Regions from separate parts of the Mus musculus genome. Here regions 1 and 2 are each linked to region 3. Evidence: chromatin loops called from intact Hi-C (ENCODE). Cell type or tissue: left cerebral cortex. All regions are shown on one strand. Each heading gives the region's core, and the rest is flanking DNA. Links, peaks and the distances in the headings are about the cores only.

What was found. Hi-C counts contacts between places; a loop is a spot of excess contacts. Peaks named below come from ENCODE experiments on the same cell type or tissue, not always from the same donor. Only the 100,000 strongest peaks of a DNase experiment are listed, where the experiment ranks them.
Region 1: it touches region 3 in a loop (2.8-fold over the local background); 20 of 42 quality-filtered maps call a loop at or near these places.
Region 2: a loop joins it to region 3, with 2.2 times the contacts of the local background. A loop is called at or near these places in 2 of 42 quality-filtered maps.

The regions. Positions count from the first base shown.
Region 1 is chrX:167,503,993-167,511,555 of GRCm38, reverse strand. It overlaps Frmpd4 (FERM and PDZ domain containing 4), which reads left to right. Exons shown (of 17, transcript NM_001368936.1): 8 at 3,223-3,354; 9 at 5,991-6,110. Among named protein-coding and RNA genes, the nearest start is that of Prps2, 130 kb to the right of the region's middle. In left cerebral cortex, for the core only: no CTCF peak of the experiment used is centred there; a DNase peak (open chromatin) is centred at 3,860.
Region 2 is chrX:167,636,103-167,643,665 of GRCm38, reverse strand. All of the region lies in intron 2 of Frmpd4 (FERM and PDZ domain containing 4), which reads left to right. Among named protein-coding and RNA genes, the nearest start is that of Prps2, 260 kb to the right of the region's middle. In left cerebral cortex, for the core only: no CTCF peak of the experiment used is centred there; a DNase peak (open chromatin) is centred at 4,012.
Region 3 is chrX:167,816,559-167,824,121 of GRCm38, reverse strand. The region is part of intron 1 of Frmpd4 (FERM and PDZ domain containing 4); the gene reads left to right. Among named protein-coding and RNA genes, the nearest start is that of Frmpd4, 300 kb to the left of the region's middle. In left cerebral cortex, for the core only: a CTCF peak has its summit at 6,565 (motif pointing right); a DNase peak (open chromatin) is centred at 3,900.

The DNA of each region.
Region 1 (7,563 bases), core at 1,649-6,648, 310 kb after region 3:
TTATGGAGGTAAAAATGTACCTACTGATGATCTGTACCATAATCTAGCAAGAGAATATCAAGTCTGTGTTTAAAATGTCTATCAATAGTCAACCATTAATTCTCCGTGTTTGAAAGGACTCAGAGTAGACCTCACCTGTGCAAATGGTTCTACAAAGCCCACTTGCTATGCATCTTACTGTCATAATAGCAGCAAGCAGCTGGGTTTAAATTGCCTTAAATACATGGTGATTCAGTTGGCAGTAGAAGGCACAATATTAGTAGATGGGTGTAGGAGCACTAAGTCATCCTTAATTGCCCCAGATGAAATACTAGTTCCCTTCATATAAGACTGCTACTTTGAAGTGGTGATGGCTGAGAAAATTGTCCCCCCCCCTTTTTTTTCCTATTCAATACAAATGTATGATGAGAGGATAATTTATCTAACAATTGATCAACTCCCTGGCGGGGGGCAGGGCCTCCACAAATTCTTTCTGGAAAGAACAAGAGAGAAATCATTTTAGATTTTGGGGACCACCTGATGTCTGTAAGAATTATTGGATTCTTTTCTTGCATCTGGGAAACAGACACAGAAATGGGGCATTGAGAGACCCTTAAGACCACCCTGGAAGTAGATGACCTTCTTGAGGAACACCCAGAACTCAACCATGTGCCCTCTCACACTCTAGTTACTTTCAGCAGAGGGTGAAATGCTAGATTCAACAAGGAAAGTCAGCCCATAGGCATGATCTAGGAGCAGTCATATACATATTGTTCAGTGTCCCCTCCCCATGGACACCTATGGGCAGAGTTTTAGTCTCCTGGAAATGATGTAGCAGTGCACATAGTGTATTACTAAGAAATGCCCCCTTTGTATTAGTGCCTATAGCTGACCAATTGGCTGGCTGGCCTTGGTGCCTTATCCCTCTAGTCATCAAGTTGATATTGCAAGGCCCAGGTCTACTTCTCTGCTACTGTTAGCATAAACTCTGTGCTATGGTCCAGGGCTTTAGCTCAAGTATAATGACTCCTGCCAGGCAGGCCACTGAAGACCTAAGGTTATTTCCTAAGAGTGAGATGGCAGAATCACATCTTTCTTTAGGTAAGGCTAATCCATTCCTACACACAGATTCTGTGAGCAAATGGGGATAACTATCTGAGCCACTGTTGCAGACCTTGGAACCCTTGTACACAAGTACATTTCTGCAAATCTCTGCCCAGAGAGACTTATTCTGTGTTCCCAGCTGCTTAGCTCCTTGCTGTTAGACCTCCTACCTCACTTAAAGACATGTGTTAAGACTTGAGTACATATCTTACCGGAAATCAATCGAAACTGAAGAAAAGGTCTATCATTCATTCCTCTGGGCCTCTTTATTATAGGAACTCACATTAGACTGAGTTTGATTTCCTAGCAGAGTACAGTTGACAAGGAGAAAACTAGGAGCTGTGCAAAGTGTTCACATCAAATTCAAGTTCTCTTATCATGTGCCTAACAGCCTTATTAGCACAGCAGACACTGGTTGTTGGACATAACAGAAAGAGTGCTTCAATGAAAGGAAGGTGACACCTGCTGAATTCAAGTTACCAGTGTTCTCATTACAGAGTTATGATAGGGAACAGCTATCAGAGTCATTTCCTACTGGCCCTGCTATTGGTTTAGAAAAATGTCACATAGAGTTCATACAGCCACACAAAGCCTGGGTTGTATTTCTCTTTCCTGGATGTTGTGAAAAAAATTATAAAGCAGGGAATCTTTTAGATCACATTCACCACAATCAAGGAATTTTTTTTGAACAATTATTCTTTGAGGGTGGGTTTGGTTGCTGTCCTGGATTTTGTTTTAATGGGTCCAAAAGGGCAATCAAGTAGACTCAAATAGCAGAACAGTCCATGGAAAACCTACTTCCTATATGAGAAGGTTTTTCCACCTTTGCAACTATTGAGATGTTGGAATACATGGTTCTTTGTTGTGACTGCCCAGTGCATTGTTAAGGCACTTAACAGTATCCCTACTCTCTAACCACTAATGACATCCCCAACCCTGCTGTGCCAACCAAAGACTATCTCCAAAAATGTCCAAATGTTGCCATAAGATACCATTTCCTCCCATTGAGAAACTATGCTCTACAGAACTTTAGGCATGTGACAAAAATTATCTTGAAGAGGGGTCATTTGCTAGTTTCAAATCTATGGAAAAGAAATGAAAGGCTGAGGAGATTCGCTGTGCATGGCAGTACAGCCTTTATTTGTGTAGTCAACATGTTCTGACTATAAATGTTTAATCCTATAAAAGATTACAGACAGAGTTTGCTCATTTCACCTTCCCCAGGGATGTAAAATGAACATGTACTGTTAAGGTGGTGCTCTCTGAGTAAATGGCATTATAATAAATGCTTTGTACATATGAACACATTTGATTCCTATATCCATTCCAAGGCAGGCATAATTATCATTTGCAGCTTACAGGTAGGGAAACTGAGACACTTACCGGTTGAATAGCTCCCCAGTGCTGTGAAGTTTATAAGCCTGAGAGCTGGGATTAGAAAGTAGACTTTCCTAGGAGAGGCAGTTACCATGCTCTCATGCAGACTAGGCAGGGCTCAGCACGGTCCTTGGGGGCAGGAGTAAAATGGCAGATATTTCAGGCCACATGGACTACGGCACAACTCTGTTCCTGCAGTGTATGGACGTTAAATCAACCATGGACAAGAGATGAATTAACTCGGTCTCAATAAACTTATATTTACAAAAATGAGTGGTGGACAAACCTGGTACGCAGGCCATACTTTACTGGTCCCTGTGGTAGAGCACTTCCAAAGCTAGTTTAATTGTTTGCTCATTTAGAGAAGAAGAGACTAAAATTAACTCCTTGTTCATATAAAAAAAAACTTTCTAATTTATAACATTACATGGGGACTGGTTAAGTACAGTGGCTGTTCTTCTAGAGGACTCAGCTTTGATTCTCAGCACCTACATAGTGGCTCACGACTGCTTGTAACTCCAGTTCCAGGGGATCCGATGCCCCCTTCTAGCCTCTTTGGGCACCAGGCATACAAATGCAGCATAGCACATATGAAGACAAATCACCTATATACATTTAAGAGGAAAAAAGAAGAATCTTATATGATCAATGAGTTCCTCTTCCATTACAGGATGTAAAGCCTAAATAAATTATGGTACACTCTAAAAAATAGAGTGGACAGTGTTGATTTTGATCTCTTCATGTCACTGTTTGTTCTGTAAGGATGTCATCTTAACCCTGCAAGAGAAGTTGTCTATCAAAGGCATTGAACACTTCTCCCTCATGCTGGAGCAGAGAATTGAAGGGGCTGGCACCAAGCTGCTCTTGCTTCATGAACAGGAGACACTCACTCAGGTCTGTGATGTACCCCCCAAGAATGCTGCTGCTTCTGCTGTTGGAAACAGAGTCTGTGGTGTCTCACGATGCCCTTCCTCCAGTCCTCTCCCTCTAGCTGCTCTAAACCAGAGGTTCTCTCTGAAGGAAGCACTGCCTTTATAATGGATGCACTTGTTACCTTAAGGAGATGGTCCCCCTTTTGCCAGTCTGTCATAGTTTTTCAGTTGATCTCCCAGATTTGTCATTCAAAAGCCAGGGAGATACTGGAATATTGCTCTGCAGAGTGACATTTTCTGTTACTGCAATGACTTCCTTGCTTGTTTTGATCTCTAGTCTCTTCAAAATCATTGAAACCACAATTGTTTCTGAGAGTATGTAGAGTAAGTCAAAGTCATCTTTTTTGTCTTTTGTTCTGGATACATACTCAAGGCTATTTTTGGAAGCCTGTAATCACTGCCTTAGTCCTACCCATTATCAATGTGATGTACCTATGTGTCCCAATTCCTGGCTCTCAAGATTCCACCCCATCTGTTTTCTGGGGAGACAAGCCAACTGTTTGCTACTGCATCCAACATACTACCTTCACTTGTCTTAACTTCAAAAAAGCTGAGCATTTTGGTTGAGTCTTTAAGTATCCACAAAGTCTACTTGCTTAGGAAAGTTCATTGAGAGATAGCCCTAAAAAGAGGGCATAAGGGAACATGGGGGGGGGGAAGACACCTGCAACTGAAGCAGCAAGTTACCACCAAGAGAATAGAAGGACAGGAAGCAACTGTCATACTAAAAAAAGTAAGTGTCTGGGGGCTGGAGGGATGACTCAGCACTTAAGAACATGATCAGCTTTTCTAGAGGACTCAAGTTCAATTCCCAGACCCCACATCAGATGGTTCACAACTACCTAGAACTCCAGCTCCAGGGCATCTAACACCTCTGGCCTCTTTAGGCACCTGAGCTTACATGCACATGCATAATGAAAAAAAAAAGGAAAATAATTCTTTAAACAAAAAATCAAGAACTAGTACTCCACACATCAGTTCCCTTGAATTTCCTTATCCCTTCGACAGAATCCAATGGGATGCAGTGAATTAGAAGAGCTGCCATGCATTTTGATTTTAATGTCTGTATCTAAGCTTTACCTATGATGGTCATCAAACTTAAATCCACATAAGGATATTTAATGTCACTTGCAAAAATACCACATGGAAAAATACTCTTAGAAATGGATGGCTTATTTTATGCAATGTCTTTGGGAAACCATCACTTATATTCAGAACCCCTTAAGCGAAAGCTCAGTGTGTGTCTAAGTTCCCCTAGAAGCAAAACTTCAGCTAAAGATGTGAATGTGGGGAAATTCCATGAGAGGTTATGAGAATAGCTGAGAGAGGGGTAGAAGATGGGCATGGGGGCAAATTGGGGAGTCAATAAAAATGGCTCATCAAGCCAGTTCCCACCATGTCACCTAGAGCCCCATCCTACAAGAAAGCTCTGAGTAACAACTTAGAACACTTGTCAGTGTCACTTCACCTGGGTATGTTGATCAAGCAGTTGGCCTGTCATTGGTGATGTGCTATGCCTAAAGACTCTACAAACTCCTATTCTATCAAGTAGTCACAGGGACATGTAGTAAATAACCTTTACCTGTGTCAGTAAATGACAAAGAGAGGTGGACAGCCCACCTCTTCCTGAGTATAATAAAAAGTTCCACCACTTTCTTTTTCTCTTTATAGTTCTGCCCAAACTTCTGCTGACTATATGGGCCTGGGGGGAACTATTATAGAGATTTACGTGAACAAAGATTCAAAAATGTTCCTGATCTTACATATCCAAAACTTAAGAAAATGAGTCAAATAGCCTAAAAGAAAGCAGTTACCTACTTTTGAATCATTCTGTATAATACAGCCATTGCAGTCTCAGAATAGGATAAGAATTTATGTCGTGTCACTCTACGTGTATGAACTCTTGTCATCTATCCTCTCCTGTGCTGCTTTCTCTTTACTTTCTCCCTTTTAAACCTTCCTAGAACAAGTCCCTGTATGTACAAACTCTAACATCTGAGTCTGCTTCTAGGAACCCCAGTCTCACACAAAGGCAAATGGGAAGATTTTGTTGATGTAGAAAGAACGGGCATTTTGATTCTGTGGCTTTCATCCCTTTCTTAGCCAGCACTGATGGATTCTTTTTTTTTCCAACTTTTTATTAGATATTTTCTTCATTTACATTTCAAAGGCTATCCCGAAAGTCCCCTATACCCTCCCCCCACCCTGCTCCCCTACCCACCCACTCCCACTTCTTGGCCTTGGCATTCCCCTGTACTGGGGCATATAAAGTTTGCAAGACCCAGGGGCCTCTCTTCCCAATGATGGCCAACTAGGCCATCTTCTGCTACATATGCAACTAGAGACACGAGCTCTGGGGGCACTGGTTACTTCATATTGTTGTTCCACCTATAGGGTTGTAGACCCCTTCAGCTCCTTGGGTGCTTTCTCTAGCTCCTCCATTGGGGGCCCTGTGTTCCATCCAATAGATGACTGTGAGCATCCACTTCTGTATTTGCCAGGCACTGGCATAGCCTCACACAAGACAGCTATATCGGGGTCCTTTCAGCAAAACCTTGTTGGCATATGGATTCTTAAATGATGTGTTTGCTCTTCCAGGTGACACAGAGGCCCAGCTCCCATAAGATGAGGTGTCTTTTCCGAATCAGTTTTGTTCCCAAAGATCCCATTGACCTGTTAAGAAGAGATCCAGTTGCTTTTGAGTATCTCTATGTTCAGGTAGGTAAACTTTTTGGATTATTCTATATGAATGTGGAGGTATATGACTGACCTCCTCAGTGTTTTTTTTTCTTTCCATGCTCCTCTAAGCTTGATGAATCATAAAAAAGTAGGTTATGCTCCTTTCATTTTCACATTTGATTTTGAAAGAATTTATTACTCCCTTATAGGTTGCAAGAATGGTGATCTCCATCTTCCACCCAGATTTACCCGTTGTTAGCATTTTCTCCCATGTATCTGATATTTAATGCAGGTACATACTCGTTGTCTTTTTCATCACAGAAATTTATGCATAAACATATTCTTTTTCTACAACACATGAAAGCTAGTTACTTACTTCATATATTATTTTTACTTCAAATATGATATGTATTTTCCAATAACATGGCCAATTTTTTATATAAACTTTGTCCAAATAACAAAATCAAGAAGTGAGACATCAATGTGTGTTCCTTAACTCATCTTTTATCTATGTCCAAAATGATGCCTGTGGCCCCCAAATGTCATTTTTTTCTGGAATACAATTCACTTTGGAATCTAATTTTGCATGTAGTTTAATTATCTTGTCACTTTAGTGTCCTTAAATCAATACCATTCCTTATTCCTGTCTGTGACTTTGGTGACATTGAGTTTTGAGAAGTACTAATCAGCTATTTCACAAAAATATTTTCATTTGGCTTTCTCTAGTATGTTCTTATGATTGGGTTGAAGTTATGAATTTGTAAAGAATGATATGAGTGACTATTCTCCTCAGTATAGCATATGAGGAGCCACATGGTGCCAGTTTATCCCTTTATGTGAGGCTAACTTTGACTCTTATGTGGGTTGTGTCCTTGTACAAATTAATCACTTTTCTTTTATAATTAATAAGAAATTCGTGGCAAGTCATTTGTGACTTTTATCATCTTATATTTCATCAAATTGTCACCCACTAATTTTTATTAATAGTATTAATTGGTGATCCTTACTTGAATCTATTGTTATAATGCTGATTTAAAATGGCATGCCTAATCTCATTATGTCTCTCTTCGATGATCACTTGGCACACGGTATATATATATATATATATATATATATATATATATATATATGAGTTGTTTCTTCTCCAAATGTTTATTCATTCATTTAGGTACTTAAATCTCTTTAAGACATTGTGATAGTAATTACATTGGAACTAATACTTTTCAGAATTTTAAGATTCTAAGATTTGTGTGTGTGTATGTGTGTGTGTGTGTGTGTGTGTGTTCTCTAGATGGTCTATCTTACCTTTTAATTTGGAATATAATTATCCCCAAAATAAAACTTCCAGGGGTAAGTATGATGAGTATTTGGAATTATTTGCCCCAGAGGCAATCTTTTGATATAGATAACATATTGATGTTTATGTGATTCAATATTTGGGAGCAGCCCCTATATTTTGTGAATCTATCACTAAAATTTTCCAATGCAATTG
Region 2 (7,563 bases), core at 1,226-6,225, 180 kb after region 3:
TTAAAATGCATGCTTACATGAGTATTTTAAATATATCCCTACCTTCCCATCCGAATGCCAGCCCCACTGAGTCCAAATTTCCAGTAGGTTGTCTTAGAAACTGTATACTTAATGGACAGTTCTCTAGTGTTGTTAGATTTGTGTATATTTATCCATACTCTCTATTTTTTACCTAGTTGGGAGTAAAGGTCAAATTTGAAGCCAAGAGAGTAGAGCTAAGCCTCCGGAGAGCTGGGATTGCAGCCATGCACTATCACATTTAGCCTAATAACTTCCTTACAAAGAGTAAGTAATTCTACAGAGACAAATAAGGAAAGGGAGCTACCTAACACATCTGAGGACTCTAATCTACCACGTTGCACCCATAAACATATTCTTAAAACTTAAAAGCAAGTTCAGCTTTCTCATGTAATCTTTGAAATGGACAGCCTCCTTTAAACATTATCTAGCTGGATGGTAGTCAACAGAAAACAGCCAGTCTCTCTAACCCAAGCAAATGTTTTTCTTGTCACGAGCTCTCCTACTTGTACAACAAACAGGCAAACATCTGTATACATCATGTCATCTGCCAGTGTACCACAGGGGACTAAAATATGCTTAGCAAAACAAACAAGCAAATAAAAACAGTACTTTTCACTTTATTTTACTGTAAATTAGCATATGAGGTGGCAGATTTTCTTATGGCATTTTCATGCATTCTTAGTTTGAGTTGGCCTTCTCCCCCTAACCCCCGTCACAGCTGTCTATCCATCCATCCCTGCTTATAGCCATCTACCCTTAGGACCCCTAGTTCCACTTTCATGTTACATGTATTCTGAGACCCAGCTTTACCACTCCTGAACATATACCAAGAGGAATATATTCCCTACTGCAGAAATATGTGCATGTTTATATGTATTGCTGCTCTACTCACAAAGCAAGGAAATGGATTCACCTAGATGTTCATCAATAGATTAATGGATAATGAAAACATGGTACATATAACACAGTAGAATTTTTATTCAGCTGTAAAGAAAAAAATGAAATAATGAAACATGCAGGAAAATGAATGGAGCTGAAAAGTACTATATTATATATAGTAACACTGACTCAAAATGGCAAAATGGCACATTCTCTCTCTCTCTTTCCCCCATGGGCTTCTTCCCCCTCCTTCTCTCCCTCCTGCCCTCCCTCTCTCTCATGTGGATATGAACTTCTAATGCATATATGTATGTAGTTATGAGGGAGGGACTGTAGGTAGATGCCAAGAAACTAGAGAAAGCAGCAAAAGGTGGCTTAAAGAGAGAGATGTGGGGAGGATTATAGAATACATATGAACCAGGCATGGTGCTTCACATCTTCAATCCTAGCAATTTGGAGGCAGAGACAGGGGTTCTCTATGTATGAGTTTGAGGCTAGCCTTGTGTACATAGTAAGTTCTAGGTCAACAGGTTTCATTTCAAGTGTGTGATTATATCCATCTTCCTTATAGTATCTTCAATATAAAATAAAATGGTAATAAGCTAAAAGATGAGTTAAAAACCAAATAGCTAGATAGTTCATGATGTTCAAATAACATGGGAACGTTTAAACTGTGATCAATCAAGCAATCACCTTTAGTACCTGAAAATGTTTGTGCAAGGTGTCAAGTGTATTTGAATGGGGCTGCTTTAGGTTGTATGTAAATTTCCATGCAGAATGTAACCCTTCAACCTTTTTGTGAAGCCCCTTATTACAGTGAAGTGTTGTTCCATGCCAGCGAGAAACAAATGCCATGCAGAAAGCAAGAATTTAAGTACTAGGTTTTCCCAGGTAGTCCATCAGTATTTAGTCCTACACTTCCATATACTTCCATTTCTGCATGGCAGTCCACATGAGCCTGAAAACAGAAAGCTGTCTCAAATCTTCTGAGTGGTACTTGCTGAAGACTCCTGTGTCATACACAGCTTTCATTAATTAAACCCATTATGCTTTCTTCCATCACCCCGTTTGTTTGTAGAAGTGTTGCCCATTATTCATGTGATGGGGTCAGGAAAAGACAGTCTCACTCCTCCTTGATCTGCTTCTATGCTCGCTAATTACTGTGTGATTTAGAAGAGGAGATTGCAGTTTTCTTTCTTTTTCCCTTCTTTAAGAACAAAATATCCTGATTCTCGAAGTGCCCCATTGTAAAATTACAACATATCCTTACCCTTTCCAGTCCCACATTTTAGTTCCCATATTTTGTTTTTAGTAGTAGAAGGATTGGAAATATTTGATGCCACACTGTAACTATCACTAAGTCTTTTGTGCCTTACCTAGAAGTTGGCTCTAAATATTTAAAGCTCGCTGGATAGTGTGGTGTGTTTTATGATGGCTGGTTGTATTCTTGCTAATGAAAAGGGCATTTTGTTTGTTTGTTTGTTTGTTTGTTTTTCTAATAACTGCTGCTCTGCATCCCCGACCCCTACCTTTCTTGAATGTGCTCTCCTTCTCAGGGGCGGAGTCTAATCACTGGCACTTGAGTCCTCCATTCTTTTTCATGCTCTAAGCTGAGTTGATGGCTTCCTCAGTCTAAACTGCCATCCTGCCACACTGCTGGGTCCTTTGTTTCTTTGATCCTATACTTTATCTCTCTTCATTTGTCTGGAACATATTCTTCAGAACCGACTTGAAAAAGATGTTTCAAGCAGAAACCTGCCCAAATCACTACATATCTAGAAATATTTTTATTCTGCCCTATTCTCATAGAATTGTGGATTAAAAATGAATGTCCTGTTGAAGTCGATTTTGTTTGCTTATGTGCTTTCTTTTTAAGCTCTTGAGACAAGGTCTATACCATGTAACCCTGGGTGACCTCAAACTCGACGTCTTTTCCAACTCAGCCTCCAGGGTACTGTGATTATAGGCATGAACCTCTTTGCCTGTCTTTCTAGCAGCTTCTAAGCAAGCTGCATTATATTTGGATCTTCAGGGCCTGTAGTCAGATTATGGTGAGATTTTCTCTCCCCTGCTTTGATAATGGATCTTTGCTATATACACCTTTAAGGGTGATCTCCTTATCCTTTTCTTTCCATACCATTAGAGAAAATTTCTTTATCTATGAGAAATTAGAAGTTCATTTTGAGGCATCCAGCACTGAAGGTGCCTTTATTGCCGATCTCAGAACTCAACGCAAGCTGGATTCTCAGATCATCTGGCTCAGATATGTTGGAGTCATTAAAACAAAGCAAAAACTAAAACAAAACAAAGGAACAAAGAAACCCGTGCCCCTTCCCCTTTTGCCTATTCTGTTTTGTTCTATTTTCGAACTTCTTGTTAACTCTATACTGTATCATTTCCTTTCTCTTTTCTCATATTCTCACACTTTCCTTTTTGGCTTGACTTCTTGGAAGATTTTTAGGTATCATTTCCTTCAAGCTTTCTAGTGAATTTAGTATGAAATTAAATGCTTAATATCTAGAATATAGTCTTCCATATTTTCTTCTAGTTATTTCACAGCTTTATTGTTTCACACCTAACATATAACTTTGTATGCAATATGTATAACTTGTTTTGAAATATCTATTTAGCTAAGCATACTTTATTGTGCTAGAAATGAAACCCAGGGTCTCAAATATGCTACACAAAGACTCTGTCACACCTCCAGCCTAGCTATTCCTATTTAAAACAGCAATGTATTCTTTCTCTTCATTTGAATTATGTTTGTGCTTTGTGCTTTATTTCTGGACATTTTCTGTCTTCTTTTATTTTAAAAATATTTATTTATTTATTTATTTAGTGTGTGTGTGTGTGTGTGTGAGAGAGAGAGAGAGAGAGAGAGAGAGAGAGAGAGAGAGAAACTGTAGGGATTGTAGAGGCAAGAGTAGGTGAGTAGGTGTTATGTGCGTGTTATATTCCCTGGAGCTGCAGTTTCAGACAACTGTGTGCTGCCCAATGTGGATATAGAGAATGAACTCATATAACAGAGGCTGCTCTGAAACACACTATGATAAATGAAAATCACCTTGAATCCCTGATCCTACTGTCCCCACCACATAAGTGCTAGCATTCCGGGTAGGTATCACCTTGCCTATTTTCTGCATTGCTGGCAATTCAAACTCAGAGTTTGCTATACACTATGTTATCTCTCTGCCAAGTAAAGTGTGTCTCTAGCCTGTTTCTGTACCACTTTTCTTCCATTGTACTGTTTATCACGTTCTTTGAAAGAATGTCTTCTTCCATCATGTAGTGGTTTGTGGGGACTCTTTTCCCTTTCATGTAAAGCTTTCCAATGTCCAGTTACGTTTCTTCATTCCACAGCAAGAATGATACCCACTCAGCAGGTTCACTTTGAAGATGAAATAGGGTATCCATTTAAGTATAAATGACAGCACCTCTTGTTCATAGGAGCTGCTACATTCAGCCAATGATTTCTTTCTTCAGACTTGACCTCAGTGCATGGTTAAGCAAATAGGACTTTAATGTTACATAAAGTAAATACTTGTTGTTGTTGTTGTTCTGCAGACTTCTTACACATGCTAAGCTAGACGCCAACCTCAATAAATGTAAATAGTTGATGAAAATGAAAAACACTTCTATGGAGAGGTTGATAGGAATAAAATTGTAAAGCTCTTTTAAAAAATGAAGAAGTAGGGATGTAAATATAGCTCAGTGGTAGAGTACTTGCCTAAAATATAGGAGGCCCTAGTGACATATAGGCAAAACAAAAGAGAGAGGAGTGAAGATGGGGCAGGCAAAATCTCTCTACATTTTTATTTTGAGTCTTTAGTTTGTTTCTCCCATGGATTATATGGCCCAGAAAATAAGTGTCATACTAATAAAAGTTGAAAGTAGTTTTCAGCCCTTAAATTGAATTAAATGAGTACTATTGTGACAAGCTAATTAGACAGCCATAAAATTGCTAAATATATGTCACAGGAAAATGCCTATGTTCCATATTTTGTTAAACATCAATTATACTCATAAGAAATCTGCATCGAGTAAAATGGATACTGGTGACACATGTTAATTATTCTGCAAAAATAATTGAGCACTTTAAAATTTTCAATATGCTATTAAGCATTCATGGCCTCTGAAAGTTTGAACTATTTTGAGCTTATCCGAATGACTCTAACAATATAAAATGAAGTAAAATTCTCCTTAAAGGTCTCTTAGTAAATCAAAACACAAATTGTTATACTTAAGAGTCCATTAAAAGAAATAACTGGTAACATTGGTTTGGATATTCAGGAAGAAATTGTCTTAGGTCTCAGCCCTTGCCTGTGAAAGAGTAGGCACAGCCAAGTAAATTTAGACAATGGAGAGCTGTCTTCTTTGTCTGTGCATCATCAGCTCTAAGCACAGCACACAGCAGCATAGGAACTGTGAAAAATGTGCCTTTAATCTCTAATCTATATGCTTTCCAACGGGCTTGATGCATGCTAATGTAATGGCAAATGTGAATTCATCAAGTTGTTTATCAAAAGAAATTGCTGTTTCAGCCCTGTAAAGACTTCTTGTTGTTAACTCAGAGTCTCCTGAAAGTTCCCAGGAAATTAAGATGATATGACAAAAGCCAGGTCTCTTGCCAGCTGTGCAGTGAGGATAACTGAAAATTACAACATATATGGACACTGATCATCTGGTTCACCTGCTGAGCTCCTTGCCTGGATGTTTTCCACTGGACTAGGACTTTTCAAAATGGGTCACTGAACTCTGCACAGAAATTTCCAGAATGCCTATTAAATACATTGATTCTTGGAAAGGACTCAGGCCTCCTCACTACTGATAACAACTCTAACTCCAGTTCCAGGCATTCTGACACCCTCTATAGCTTCCAAGAGTACTGCATACACATGGTATACAGACATTCATTCAGGGAAAACACCCATACACATAAAATAAAAACAAGTAAATCTGTTTAAATTTTTTAAAGCATTATTGCTACAGAATGCTAGATTGAGTTAATAAACAATTTAAGCATGACTTCTGCTATCTGATAAGCTGTAACTAGAAAATAAAATATTTTAAAACAGACAGCATGAAGGTAAATGTTATGGAAAATAGCACAGCATTGTTGAACTTGAACTACTGCACTGCTTTTATTTTGAAATGGAGCTTGGTGGTGTGAAATTAATCATAGTAAAAAATCCTCACTGGTCTACTCTTCCTGATTATTCTCTGCTTACTACTAAAACAAAGAATATTTGCTGATTGAATGAAGCTGGACTCACCAAAACCTCTGCTTTCTTTCCACACATTTCCTCCTTGATTATCAGCATCTCAAACTGATTGGTTGGAGTACATTCAGCTTTGTTTTGTTTGTTACATGTTGCTTTGGTTTTTGTTGTTGTTAGTGGTGGTGGTGGTGGGGTGTGTGTGTGTGCGCGCATGTGTGCGCACGTGTGTGTGCACGAACGCGCACGTTCCTATGTGCTTGTGTTCTCTCATGCTGGGGATAGAACCCATGACCTTCCTCATGCATGCTAGGTATCTTCACCACTGTTCTGCTTTCCTGGCCCCTTGAGTGTGCTCTTAAAAATGCGAGATTCTCTGTTAAGTGTCATGAAAGGACAGTCAGCTCTGTAGTGAAGCTTAAGAATACAAGCTTGTGTTTACAGCTGACTACTGTCCTAACATGATTGTGCTGGCTTATGCCCCAGGTCCAGTTCTAATAGAGAATGGTCTACAGCCTCCCCTAGAATGCAGTTCTCACTAACAATAGAATAAATAACACACTCTATACTGAGGATTACCAAAGAACACAGAAGCCTTTATTGTTGTATCTGCTACTTTTTTTGTTGTTTTTTTAATGTAACACAGGAACCTTCAGAATTGAGTACCCAAAGACTTGAGGCAAGTGCTCTATTGTTTTGCTAACGTTGACTGAGACATAGACCGCCCTATAGAAAAGTGACTGAGAAAACAGGGGTGTGAGCTAATTAAAGGATTAAGTGAAGAAAGCTGTATTGTTCCAGTTCTCCTTTCTCTTTCTATATAGCATTCCTCACACCAGGGTAAGGGTAGGGCTCCTTATGGAATGAGGTTTTTATGACCTATCAGACTAGACAGCTCAGAGAATTTCTTTACTTTTTAAATATTTATTTAATTTTACTTTATGTGTATGTGCTTTGCCTGGATGCAGGCTATGTGCACTATGTAAATGCAAGAGTCCGCGGAGCTCAATAGAGATGGTAGATCTGTCTCTAACTCCACAGTTATAAAGCACCATGTAGATGGATACTGGGAACTGAACCTTGATCCTCTGCAAAAACAACAAGTGCCTCTCAAACACTGAACCATGGCTCCAGCTCCTCAGAGAATTCTTCCTCCTCACCTCGTACACAGAAAGGTTCCAAACGTTTAGTGCACTATTGTGAGGTTTCTCTGGCTAGCTTTAGGGAAGATGAGTTCCAGTCTCTGTGGCATCCATGGAGGTGGAGTGAGAAGAACAGAAAACAAGGGCAGAAGTACATTATGATTTTGAGGCCCTTTCTATGTCCTTCATTTTGAACTATGTTGAATGCTGAAGCACCATACACTGGGGTACCCCAACACTTCTGATTCAGGCATCTCTGAAACTGATGGTGTGAGATGAGGTTAAGTGCTAGCAGCTTTGCTGGG
Region 3 (7,563 bases), core at 1,756-6,755:
TAAAAAAAAATGGAGACAAGAAAATGACAATTTTGTTCTTGGACCATAAAACCAACTCCAGATAATATGTTAACAAACGACTGGCTATGCTATAATTAGACTTTATTTATGGAGACAGGTGGCTGCTGGATTTAAAGAATGATGTTCAGTCAAGATTATTATTATTGTTGAGGGAATGTGAAAGAAAACTTATCAATAACCCAGGGCTCACTCTAACCCCTTAGGTAATTATCCTTAGAGACAAGGCCCTGGTATGTGTATTTTTAAGAGCTCTCCAAGTCATTCTGATGCATGGCTATAGCAGAGAATCACTTTTTGGCCAGGAGTTGTGCTTTATATGATCAAATATCTCATATTTGAGATATATATGTGTGTATATATATATATATATATATATGTGTGTGTGTGTGTGTGTGTGTGTGTGTGTGTGTGTGTCTGTGTGTCTGTGTGTCTGTGTGTCTGTGTGTGTGTGTGTGTGTGTCTGTGTGTGTGTAAAAAAATCATTGCAGAAGGAAAAGGGGATATGGAAAGAAGAATGGAACTTAGAAAAAATTGTACATAGCAACAACAAATCCATTTCTTGAATTCTGAATGAAATTTCTTTGGTTCAAGGTGCATAGTCAGATATTTACAACATTCTATCTCCTTAATTAATGGAAAGCTTGGAGTATAGTAGACAATATCAACCTGCACACTGCAGCCTTTGGTCCTTCATAACATTCTAATCATTTACTCTCCCTAAATCAACAGGTTAGTGGCTAAAGGCAAATAAATAATCAAATTTCAATAACTTCAATTTTCTCTTCTTAATTAACTGGGTATAAAAATCAGAACTCTAGTGAGCACTATGAGGTTAGGAGCATAGGTCAGTGGTAGAATACTTGCCTACCATGTTCAAGGCATTGGGTTCCAGAACTCGTACTACCCAAACAAAAACACCAAACAAATCAACAACCAAAACACAACTTAACAATGGGATTTGTTCAACACACTTGCCTATACTTTTACCCTTGCAGTATTATAGATGAGATACCATTTGTTCTTCTGTTTATATATTTCAGGTATGGGGAAGGGAATCTGGGGATCTAGGAAGTTACTATATATGCATAATAGCACAGTGGAAGTGAACTAAAAAGTAAGATCTGTTTAATTATGTTAGTGGTCCTCAAACAAGGATCACTATGTCTTTGCCCTATATATATTATCTGCCAATGACCACTCTGGATGGTGCTAGGATTGAGAATCTTATAGCTAGGCTAATCCATCAACACACATACACAGAGTTTCTCTCTTGTATTTAAAAGAGATTCTTATATATTAGATCTATGAAGTCATAAAAGTTTTGAAGATTTTTTTTAGATTTAATTTTTCAGTGTGTGAGTGTTTGCTTGCATGTATGTATGTGCACCACATGTGTACCTGATGGCCAAGGAAATGAGAAGAAGGTGTCAGGTCCCTGGAACTGGAATAAAAAGCAGTTGTTAACTTCCATGTGAGTACTGAGAATCACATTCATGTCCCCTTCAAGAACAAATATTCTAACAGTTAAGGAATCCATCTTTCCAGCCCCTCAAGACTATTTTTCAACAAACTAAAGGGTGGTGACATTGATGTATTTACAAATAAAAACTTGATTTTTCAGATGGTGTCAAGAAAAACAAAACAAAACTCCAAAGGAAAAGAATCCTCCCCACTCTCTTGTGCTCAGGACAAGACACTATGGCGATAGACATAGTTCCTATCTCAGCTTTTGTTTTCTGGGTTTCAGTGTGCTCAGAGTTAATGCTCCACTTGAATCCACATCAGTGTCTTAACAGTACCCTGAGAAATTATTAATTAATTATCCATATATTAACTTGACGTAAAACACTTTTCTTGCTGTTGCAACTTTACACTCAATAAAGTTTTCCCTATGGAAGTAAGATCCTGTCTGGTATTAGTTTCTGATGGCTGCTGTAACAAATTCCCATAGTCTAATTGCCTTAAGCACACATAAGTGAATTAATTATCTTCAACTGTTGGCAGTTTCACTGGCTAACATAAAAAATGTCAGCTGATTTTCTTCTGGAAGTTCTAGGGTAGACTGCATTTGCTCGGTTGTTTGTTTGCTTGCTTGCTTATGTTTGTTTGCTTGTTTGTTTGTTTTTCTCCAGTCGCAAGAATCCACCACTGTTCTTTGCCTCTTCATTCACATCTTTTGGTCTTGGTTCCCATCGTCAGATTTTTTTGTTCTACTCTCTTTTGTTACTGCCTTCCTCTTACTTGTTCTGACTTTAAAAAGGTATCGAGGATGAAATCCATGCCCTTCCACCGAGCTGGCTTCCTTCTGGAAGGTCTAGGGCAGAGCTATATCTCTAGCCACACTTCCTGAGCTTTTCATGACACTCAACCTGTCTATACAATCTTGGAAACTCTTCTCATACTAGTATCATACATTTGATATATAAAGCCCCCTTTGCCATGCGAGTTACCAATTTATAAGTTGAGAAATCTTGATATGGACATATGTGGGGGGTATTCTCCACATCCAAACTCTCAAGGGATCAAATATGGCATTAGTTATGCTATACTCTGGATTTTTGCCTACTTTATTACACAGAGAAATCAGGTATCCCTATATAGACTCCATCAACCCCAAGCTGTATAGACATAAAAAAGATCTCCTCACTATGCCCAAATAGATATCCCAATGATACCTTCCCTGAAGGGTTATTACTGAGGGTTACCAATGAAGTAAGTTGCCTGAAGCAGTAAATATAACACTAGAAACGTAAAAGTTCCTCAATATGTGTTTGCAGTTGTTACCCAGGAGGCTATTATGAAGGCTAAACAGGATAATTCAAGAGCAAGCAGACTTTCTGTAAAGGGCCACATAGTAATGACATTAAAAACAACAACAACAAAAACAAAACAAAACAAAAAAACTTTATTGATTCTTTTGAGTTTCTCATCATGTACCCTCTTCCTCCTCGTCTCTCTCCCATTATATCCACTTGCAACCTCCCCAGCTCCAAATAAAACACACACAAACAAACAACAACAAATCACAGAAAACATCTCATTGTGCAAGCTGTATTATGTCACAGTGTGGTCCACAGTATACCCCTCTGTCCACACATCTTCACTTGCAAATATTCATTGCAACGAGTCATTAATCTGGACCCAGATCTCTGGCTTCTGTGACACTATCCTTGCTGGGACTACTCCAGGTTATCCTGTTGTTTCCCTGTGTCATGAGGATACTGCATCTTTTGAACAGCAGGATGGGCCTTTCACATGTCCCAACCTTTTGCAGATGATATAGATTTTGGGGTGGGACATCAGAGCCCTGAGTCTGGACCTAGGTGGTAGCTGAGCCACTGAAGCTCCCAAGTGCTTCGGTCTGTAAGAGGCTGGGCCAACTCTCCCATTCCTACACCCTTGGAGCTGACTTACTCATACCTTAGCCATCAGGGTCATCTCTACCGTGTTGCCCCAGTGAGGTGCAGGGCCCGTTCCCCTGGGTGCTACAGCTAGTAAAGGGTTGGAGGCTAGCTTTCCTGCTCTCACAACCCCATGGCCATCTCTACCAGCTATTGCATGTGGCAGTGTGGAAGGGGAGGGCACCACCCCTGCACCCACGCCACCTCATGCCAGAAAACTGGTGCGGTCAGCTCTTCCAAGATCTCAAACTCAGGGCCAGCTCACCTGAGCTGCCTAAGCAAGGTGAAGGTCCTGCTTTACTGAGTGCTGCAACTGGCAAGGGGCAAGGGTAGCTTTCCTGTTCTCAATACTGGGAGTCTAGCTCTCCCAATTGTCGCAGGTGGTGAGGGGCCCAGGGGGAAGGCATCACCCCCACACCCACGCTGCCTCACAGCAGATGAGTGATGGTGCCAGCGCATCCTTTCTCTTGCCATCAGAGCTGGCTCTCCCACATGATGCCACTGGTGAGAGAGAGATGGGGCCAACTCGCCAGAGCACAGCATCCAGTGAGGTGCAGGGCCAGTTATGCATAGCCCCCTGGATGTGCACTTGGTCCCCCATAGTTGCTGTGACCAGGAACATCCCCATGTTCTCTGGTGGTAATATGAGCTAAGAACATTGACACCAACCCCTGTCGCTGCATAGCCAGGGAGTCAGATATGACCCTAATTGGCAGCTCAGGCTGTGAACTCTCCATGACCCCAGGTGGCAGGGCTGGCCACTCACAGCAGGCTACTATTCCCCACCCTTGAGTCTCTCTTCATAATGTTCAAGCTGTTCCACTTCTCTTTCTCTCCGATCTGACCATGACATACTTGTATATTATGGTGGCTCCTGCTACAAGCTAGCCAGGGGCCAGGTAGGCCCCTGGATGACATCCTCCACCCATACTGTGTGGTGTGGCAGCATGTAGCTGTCTATGTCCTGGCTGTGCCACGTGTTGGAGGACAGGTTTGTGGGTAGCATGGCAGCCTTCAGGTCTCTGTCCTCCTCCTCCCTCAATACACTGCCTGGATTTGATAAGATTTTATTTGATTGTTGTTAGTTTTACACATAGGACAGCTTTGGCCACCAAGCCAGACATCAAGCTAGGATGAACAAAGGACTATCATGTGCTGTGTCCCACCACCAACCAGGTGTCTCTTTCCCCATTCCCAGGGATGGGGGTTAGGGAAGGAATAGTAAACCTTCTTGACTTTGTAGATTATATAATTTATGTCATACAAATTTATTTTTACTGTTATGGTAACTTAACAGTATCTATTCACAGCATGTAAAGGACTGGATGTGATACTCACGTCACCTCGAAGTGTTTGCTCCACATCACTAGCTCTGTTTCCCAGAGGGAATAAGAGCTAAGCACTGGGGTAGGACTCAGTGATAGATGGTTGCCTAGCATGTTCCCAGGCCTGGATTTAATTCAGAGTACCCCCAAAAGACTGCATGAAGGCGAGGTATGGTAGTGTACACATTTTAATAGCAGCACTTGAGATGGCGGCAGAGGAAGACTACCAAGGATCTGGAGGACCCTAACTATAAGTTAGGGGCTAACCTAGTTTATGGATGCTGTCGGAAGAAAAAAAGCCAAAGAAACAAAATGAAACCAAACAAAACACTAGGGCTCGGGGTAATCAATCAATCAATACCGCCTGAGCCTGAGTAGGGGGGCTGAGCTACAGCATGAGTTCATCCCATGCTTGGCCCCAGGAAATGATATTGTCAAAGAGAAGAACCTCAAAGGGCTAATTTGCCTTCAAGAGGAAATTACAGAAGACATATGGAGACACCACATAGGAGATCAGTGCCAGGAGAGACAAGCAGAAGGGCAATTCGTGAGGCCAATGAGCCACATCTCTGAAGGGCTTCACAGTGACCTTTCTATGAGGTTGCTTTAACTGTGTCAGAGAGACAGGATCCCGTCTTTGCTAGGAGAGGTTGGAATTCTTGAACTTTTGAGCCTCATTCTCATTGCTCCCAGTGGTGAGTCAGAATGTATTTCAGTTCACAATCTTTGGGGGCTCTCACATGAATAACAGGGCAGGCATAATGCAACAACCAATGAAAAGCTAGTTTTTAGTTAGAAATCATACTTGCAATGACACGACATCAAAAACTATGCAAACACACTATTTACCAAACAAGATAAGTGAATAATCAGATCATGTGTTAATAATGAGGTTTCAGTTATAGATAAAATCAGTTAAGTTACAAGCCTTTCTCAATAGTGATTTTTCCCAGTGACCTTTTCTGCATATACAGCAGACATTCTCACCTGAGTAACTTTTTTTTTCTAAAGATATCTTTGTTTTGGGTAGCTATGGACATCTCATAATCAGATATGAAACATGACATCTGACAAGGCATAGCATATCACTCCCCCTCGATCAGGTAGTATCACCCACCACAGAATGTCAATACTGTCCTTCCTATTAAGCAAGCCTAGTATAAAGTACTATAGATAGGTTTGGTCTGTGACATAGTCTTCATTTTTATCCAGCTAAAATAAATATGCCCTTTCCAGTTGTGAATTAACTCCTTGTTACATGATCCACACTCCAACTCATATCTGCAGATCACATGATAAAAATTTGCATCTGTTTATTGGTTGAACGCCACTGAACTTTGAGGAGATTCTGAAGTTCAGAACAAAGTAATGCAGGGAAGTGGAACACAGGACAAACTTCAGAAATTTATTCCCTTGTGGTTAAGCCAGCATCAGACTTACCAAAAATAAGCTAGTCGAAGAAATAAAAATTTGAATTCACCCAGGTGAATGGATAGCAGAAGGATATGTGAAAAATATATTTTAAAAATAAGGTTAGAGAGATGATAACTCAGTAATGAGGCATTTGCCTCATAAGCCTGAAAACCCGAGTCAATCCTGGGGACCCACATAAAGGGAGAGGGAGAGAACCCACTCCATGGTTGCTGCCTGACATCCACACTCATTCCACTCATTCCATGAAATACATACCCACATGAATATGATATATATATATATATAGAGAGAGAGAGAGAGAGAGAGAGAGAGAGAGAGAGAGAGAGGAGCATGTGAGTGAGCACATGGGTGCAGTACCGAACCCTGCCAGAAGAGGGCGTAAGATCCTTTAGGACCCAAGTTACAGACAGTTGTGGGTATGATCTGCCATGTGATTGGTGGAAATTGGCCCCTAATCCTCTGGAAGAACTGCCAGTGCTCCTAACCTTCAAACCATCTCTCCAGATATCCCCCACCTCCTAAATTTTAAAGAGATAAGGTTTTAAAATATCTTAGTGGAAGTGCCAATTCGCACGTTCAATATAAAGGGACACTTTTAATGGAAAGGGAGTCAGACTGAGTTAATAATTTAATCAGTTTCTGGCACAGGATCAGTGATATTGAAGGACTCCCTCATGTGATTAAATAACTAAATTTTTCATTCCATTTTAGCCCCAAATGCCACTCTCATTTACATTTTGAGTTCCACATAGATATCAGCACACTTATTCAAGTGACTATTAATGTTTTATAAAGATTTGTTTCAATTTGAACATATTTTATTGTGACGTACGGTTCATAGCAGAACTATAAGCTCCATCCATGGCATCCTCTCCAGTCCTGATTTTCTCTGTCCATCCTACTCCACGGGATGTAGCTAGCTTGGCTTTTGAGGGCAAACTACTCTAGAACCACGATGTACCATTCTGCTTTTGCTTCTTTGATGATGGAGTCCTGAGAGCCTAATGAAAGAAAACAGCTATGATCTCTGAAGAGCAGCTAAAAATGCCTATTTCAGGGCTCTCTAGATTGATCCTGCCCACAATCTCCTAAAACAGTCCGACTTTCAACCCCACTGGGAAAAAAAAAAAAAAAAAAAAAAAAAAACAACAAAAAAACTTTCCTTACCCCAAATCTAAGGAAAGCCTATTTAGCTTAGAATTACACGGAGCTCCTTCCTTCCCCCCTATGTACAACTAAAACATTACAGTTCAAGTCATCTCCTTTTCTTTTCTTGTCATCTTTAGATTCTTTTTGGAGTCTTTTCAGGCTTGCTTAGAATTACAAAAATTGTGCATCACTCCCGATAAAATGAGTTTCAGAGCAAAATAAATTGGTTGAGG